2 separate regions of the Homo sapiens genome follow, and region 1 is linked to region 2. Evidence: read pairs that join two places in POLR2A ChIA-PET (ENCODE). Cell type or tissue: GM12878. All regions are shown on one strand. Links, peaks and the distances in the headings refer to the core of each region. The heading gives the core; the rest is flanking DNA. Region 1 overlaps GOLM2 (golgi membrane protein 2). Region 2 overlaps MFAP1 (microfibril associated protein 1).

Region 1 (2,920 bases), core at 119-2,618, 480 kb after region 2:
TATGTGAGACACACTTGTGTCTTGGACATAGTTGATCCATCATTATCTACTCAATTTGAATTGTTAATGAAATCAGCCAAAAGATTAGAATCTGAAAATAAATTTTAAGCAGTGGAATGTCATGTCAGTGTCTTCATTGAAAGAAAATAGAATGAAATTTTGTATAGCTAAGTTGCTATTAGGGTTGGTGTTTTATGCAGATGGAAAACTATACAAAGTTTTAAATATAAAAAGTTTAAAATTGAACTGTAATCATACTTGCTACTAAATAATCCTTGTTTTCATTAGCTCATTGGTAACTATATTAATAGTTTATGACTTAGCAACTTCTGTAGGTATAGTAGAGTTATGAAAATTTCTGGGCAGGATAGTAGATGCCTTTCTATACACTTCTTTGGTAATCTTCACATTTTTGTGTGTAAATGCCCATTATAATTACAAGTTTTACTTTGCATATCAAAATCACTTAAGGGTAAGTCATTATGAATTAAACTGTCTGTGAGCTTCTAACTTTCCTGTTGACAGCCTCTACCTGGCTTTCTTATTTCATGAAGATTAAGGCCCTCAGCTAAGTGCTTCCCTATAACCCCCTCCTCTTCACCATAACATAGACATGCTATGATAGGGTCAAGGAATCAGTACATTTATATGTGCGCTGCATGCTTAACTCTAAAGACTGAAAAACTCTCGGGCAGAGTAGGTAGAAATCCATGAAAGTTTGGAGTATTAAAGTAAGGTCTTCCTACTTGGCATGGTTGAGCATTACAATTCACATTCTTCTCTCTGGTCTCAAAGGAAAGTCTCTTGTTGTAATTAATACTCTTGATTCCATTCTTTCATCCATTGGACTTTTTGTTGTTGTCGTTGTTGTTGTTGTTGTTGTTTTTTGAGACGGAGTTTTGTTTTTGTTGCCCAGGCAGGAGTGCAATGGCGTGATCTCAGCTCACTGCAACCTCCGCCCCCCCGGGGTTCAAGCAATTCTCCTGCTTCAGCCTCCTGAGTAGCTGGGATTACAGGCATGCACCACCACGCCTGGCTAATTTTGTATTTTTAGTAGAGAAGGGGTTTCTCAATGTTGGTCAGGCTGGTCTTGAACTACCAACCTCAGGTGATCCGCCCGCCTCAGCCTCCCAAAGTGCTGGGATTACAGGTGTGAGCCACCATGCCCAGCCTCTTTTTTTTTTTTTTTTTTTAAAGAGACAGGGTCTCATTGTGTTGCCCAGGCTGGAGTGCAGTAGCTGTTACACAGGCATGATGCACTATAGCATTGAAATCCTGAGCTCAAGTGATCCTCCTGCTTCAGCCTCTGAGTAGCTGGGACTGCAGGTGTGCACCACCTTGCCCAGCTCTACTGAACTGTCTCTTTCAGTTTGTTTCACTTTTTACCTTCAACAGTATGTGGGTGTCCCCTGTTCTCAGTAAAGGAAAAAAAATCTGTATATTCCTTTCTCCCAACCAACCCATTTGTTTTTTCACTTTCATTGCTAAAGTCAAATTATTGATGGTCTACAAATGTTCCATCTACCTATTTTTTCATAACCATCCTAATCTTAAAATGTCTGCCATCTTTCTTTCCTCCCCTTTTTTGAAACTATTCTCTTGAAGGTCACAAATGGCAGTCTTCCTAGTCAAAACCAAAGAATATTTTTATTCTTACTGTATTTGACCTCCCAGTAGTTTGATCCTGTTGATTGTCTCTAGCTATTTGGAAACTATTTTCTTTCTTGCTTCTGTTATACTGGACTCTCCAGTCTTATCTTCTTCACTATATTCTTTGCTGGATTTATTTTTTCTTTCCAGTCACCTAGTAAGGGACTCTGTTATTGAGCCTTTGCTCTCCCATAAGAGCAGTATTCCCCAAAGTAGTGTTAAACAGAATACCCTTCTTGTAATATTTCTTAGGTGGTGAGGAGAAAAAAATGAAAACCTTTTTTGGAGGGAAATGTTAGTGTATCCTCCTCTTGGAATTCATAATGCCTGCTGGAATATAAAAGCTCTGAGAAATCCATTAATAAAGAAGGCTATTCAATTTTGTTTAACTCAGTCTTGTTTAGTTTATTTGATCACAGGTTACTATTTTCATGGCCTACCTATTATGGCACAGAATAATATAGCAAAGCCCACTAGTTTGGGAAATATTGCCCTGGGTATCTTAACTACTTTTAAGTGTTTGGCTAATATTTTATGCAGCTGGCTCACAAGACTGTATCTCTTATTGAATGTCAGTTCTGTGTGTGTATATGTGTATACATACATATATATATATATATATTTTTTTTTTTTTTTAGACAGAGTCTCGCTCGGTTAAGCAGGCTGGAGTACAGTGGTGTGATCTCGGCTCACTGCAAGCTCCGCCTCCTGGGTTCACGCCATTCTCTGCTTCAGCCTCCTGAGTAGCTGGGACTACAGGCGCCCACCTCCATGCCCGGCTAATTTTTTGTATTTTTAGTAGAGATGGGGTTTCACCATGTTAGCCAAGATGGTCTCGATCTCCTGACCTCGTGATCCACCAGCCTTGGCCTCCCAAAGTGCTGAGATTACAGGCGTGAGCCACCGCACCCGGCTAGTTCTGTATATTTTTAAAAGTTTTTTCTTTTTTTAGTTTTGTAGAGATAGGGTGTTGCTATGTTGCCCAGGCTGCTTTCAAACTCCTGGCTCCAAGTGATCTTGCCTTGGGCTCACAAAGTGCTGGGATTCTAGGTGTGTGCCACAGCACTTGGTGTGCCACTTCTGTATTTTGAGCTGGCTATAACAACTTTCTTGGGCTGCTTGTGAATGTCTGTTCTTGGGGTTAATGAGGACTCTCTGAGCTGCTTAGTAGAAAGGGTAGTCTTGGTCTCTGTATTTTAAACTTAACAGTTTTTCAGGGTTTTTTTTATTGTTATTGTTGTTTGTTTGTTTTGAGACAGGGTCTTGCTCT
Region 2 (2,920 bases), core at 220-2,719:
GTTTGAGCCCAGGAGTTTGAGACCAGCCTGGGCTACATAGCAAAACCCATCTCTACAAAATAGAAATTAGGTGTGGTGGCACACACCTGTAGTCCCAATTACTCAGGAGGCTGAGGCAGGAGGACTGCTTGAGCCCAGGAGAATGAGGCAGCAGTGAGCCATGACTGCACCACTGCACTCTAGCCTGAGTGATAATATTACAATGCTGTGATACATATTTATAAACACATATGCTGAAGGAATTAAAAATAGCACTATCTTGTTTAAGAAAGACTTTTTAAAAACAATTTATTTTGAGACAAAGTCTTGGTCAGCCACCCAGGCTGCAGTGCAGTGGCACGATCACGGCTGACTGCAGCCTCAACCTCTCGGGCTGAAGCAATCCTTCCACCTCAGCCCCTTGATAGGTGACACTACAGGCACGGACCACCACGCCTAATTTTTGTATTTTTTGTAGAGATGGGGTTTTGCCATGTTGCCCGGGCTGAACTCCTGGGCTCAACTGATCTGCTGGCCTTGCCTCCCAAAATGTTAAGATTACAGGCATTAGCCAATGTACCTGGCCCACCAAAGGACTTTCACATACACTTTTCTTATGTATCTTAACTAGCAATGAACTGCTTCTCTAAGAAACTTGATTATTAAAGCTGCGAACTGCTTAAGCAAACAAACTTTATGACCGAAGCAGTACAAGAAGTAGTTCATAATCTCCACTGAATAGTAAGCTACATCTGCTGGAAAACTACCTAAGTAAACACTTCCTGCTAATCAGATAGACCTGAAACTGATTTTGGAGGGTGGCAGGGAAGCCGCCACTGAAGTTTTAACAGCATCTGCAGTGAAAGGCAGGAATTTAGTTGCAGTGGGGATATTTAGAATTTGCCACACGGCACTTGAAAAAGCTAGTCTAGTTTTTGGTGCAAACTGCTTTAACATTAGGAAATAAACCATACAGGGTTAACAGATTGCTATTTTGATCTTAGTCTTTATATGAAAAACAAAGATGACGGCATTCCATCTAATGGTTAGATAATAAACCATTTTTTTTGGTTAGTTACTCTTGGGTACTGTCAGTTCAGAATGAAGTGAACTAACTTTCTGCCACCCAAAAGTGAATTAATGTAAAGCTATTTGCAGAGTTTGGTTTTCACATAACCAAAACTTCTCATTCAGCTATGAAAGAATGACAACTATGTCATGTGGAGGACCTAATTAGTCCACTATCTGTACAGATCACTTCTCTATTTCATTTCCTCAATTTATCTAAGGCTGGGGATGATGGCTCATGCCTGTATTCCTAATACTTTGGGAGGCTGAGGTGGGAGGATTGCTTGAGGCCAGAAGGTCAACACCAGCCTGGGCAACATAGTGAAACCTGGTCTTTACGAAAAATTAAAAAAAAAATAACCAAAAAAAAAAAAAAAGCCAGGCATGGTTGTTGCATGCCTGTAGTCCCAGCTACTCTGGAGGCTGAAGCAGGTGTAAAGCGCAGGACGTCAAGGTTGCAGTGAACTATAATCGCACCACCGTACCCCAGCCTGGGTGACAGCGAGACTCTGTCTCTTAAAAAAAAAAAAAAAGTCTATTACATCATTTCCTATTTTTGAGAGTTGGGGCCAAAAGAGAGAACAGTTGATGCTACTTCTGTCATCCAATTGCTGATGCTTTTCTCTGAGTTTATATTGTTCAGAAGGAAAAAGCAAATGAGAAAGCTGACCACTGGCAAGTGGAAATTACATTCCAGAATATTCTTGAAGAGAAAAATAATTCAAAGTTTCTGAGTTATTCCTACTGCCCAATTTTCTGACTCTCTTTTCACTTCTTACCATGAAGAAGGCACCCCGGTGATAATACTTCTGTAAGAACTTGTATTTGCCCTTAACAGCTTTGTTGGTAATGACTTTGCCGTTTGCCCGAAGTTCAGCTCTCCTCTCTTCCTCAGTCAGGTTTCGCATGCGTTCAATTTCTGCTTTCTCCTTCTCAAGCCTGTCCAGGGAGCAAAACAATTTATTGGTACTGTTACAGCTTCAGAAAGACCAAATTATCTGAAAATAACAGTCCCATGTCATTTCAAGTATTAGTCACCTTCTTTAATTCTAGTCATTGCCTATTAGGAATCAAGATAAGGAGCTCAATAAACAAATGGGTGAGTTAGTCTTCATTATGTTTGCTAGACTAGGTATTGCCAACTTTCAAAAGTTGATTCTAGCCCTTCTGACGTTCAGACATACTATTACTGCTGGGTTTTCCAACATTACAAATTCTCTTTCCCTAAAAGGTCTTCTTAGCTTTAAAAAAAAAAAAAAATCAGTGAATTTAAAATAAGTGTCTGAGGCTTTGCTGGTATTCCTTTATGTAAGTGTATCATAATCATATAGGTGCTTGCATGTCATAAACCAAAGATTACCATCATTAATTAGATTGCAGTAACTTTTTTTTTTTTTTTTCTTTTTGGTGAGATGGAGTCTTGCTCTGTCGCCCAGGCTGGAGTGCAGTGGTGTGATCTTGGCTCACTGCAAGCTCCGCCTCCTGGGTTCATGCCATTCTCCTGCCTCAGCCTCCCGATTAGCTGGGACTACAGGTGCCCGCCACCATGCCCAGCTAATCTTTTTGAATTTTTAGTAGAGACGGGGTTTCACCGTGTTAGCCAGGATGGTCTCAATCTCCTGACCTCGTGATCCGCCCGCCTTGGCCTTCCAAAGTGTTGGGATTATAGGCGTGAGCCACTGCGCCCAGCCAGATTGCAGTAACTTTTTAGCCAGTGTTGGGGAGAGGGAGTGATATCCCTTGTCTCCAAATAAAATGCATACATACACACAATTTTGTGTACAATTTTATATTTTTTTGAGATGGAATCTTGCTCTGTTGCCCAGGCTGGAGTGCAGTGGCATGATCTTGGCTCACTGCAACCTCTGCCTCC

Evidence for each region. ChIA-PET counts read pairs that join two places held together with the same protein. Peaks named below come from ENCODE experiments on the same cell type or tissue, not always from the same donor. Only the 100,000 strongest peaks of a DNase experiment are listed, where the experiment ranks them.
Region 1: POLR2A ChIA-PET joins it to region 2 with 10 read pairs; 7 of 35 experiments call an interaction of 5 or more read pairs at or near these places.

Annotation. Positions count from the first base shown.
Region 1 is chr15:44,289,931-44,292,850 of GRCh38, forward strand. All of the region lies in intron 1 of GOLM2 (golgi membrane protein 2), which reads left to right. Among named protein-coding and RNA genes, the nearest start is that of GOLM2, 2.7 kb to the left of the region's middle. In GM12878, for the core only: no CTCF peak of the experiment used is centred there; no DNase peak of the experiment used is centred there; H3K4me3 peaks cover 2,065 bases.
Region 2 is chr15:43,807,929-43,810,848 of GRCh38, forward strand. It overlaps MFAP1 (microfibril associated protein 1), which reads right to left. Exons shown (of 9, transcript NM_005926.3): 7 at 1,827-1,986. Among named protein-coding and RNA genes, the nearest start is that of HYPK, 8.8 kb to the left of the region's middle. RefSeq lists enhancers at 1,559-1,608, 1,669-1,728. In GM12878, for the core only: no CTCF peak of the experiment used is centred there; DNase peaks (open chromatin) are centred at 1,212 and 1,437; H3K4me3 peaks cover 403 bases; H3K27ac peaks cover 2,110 bases.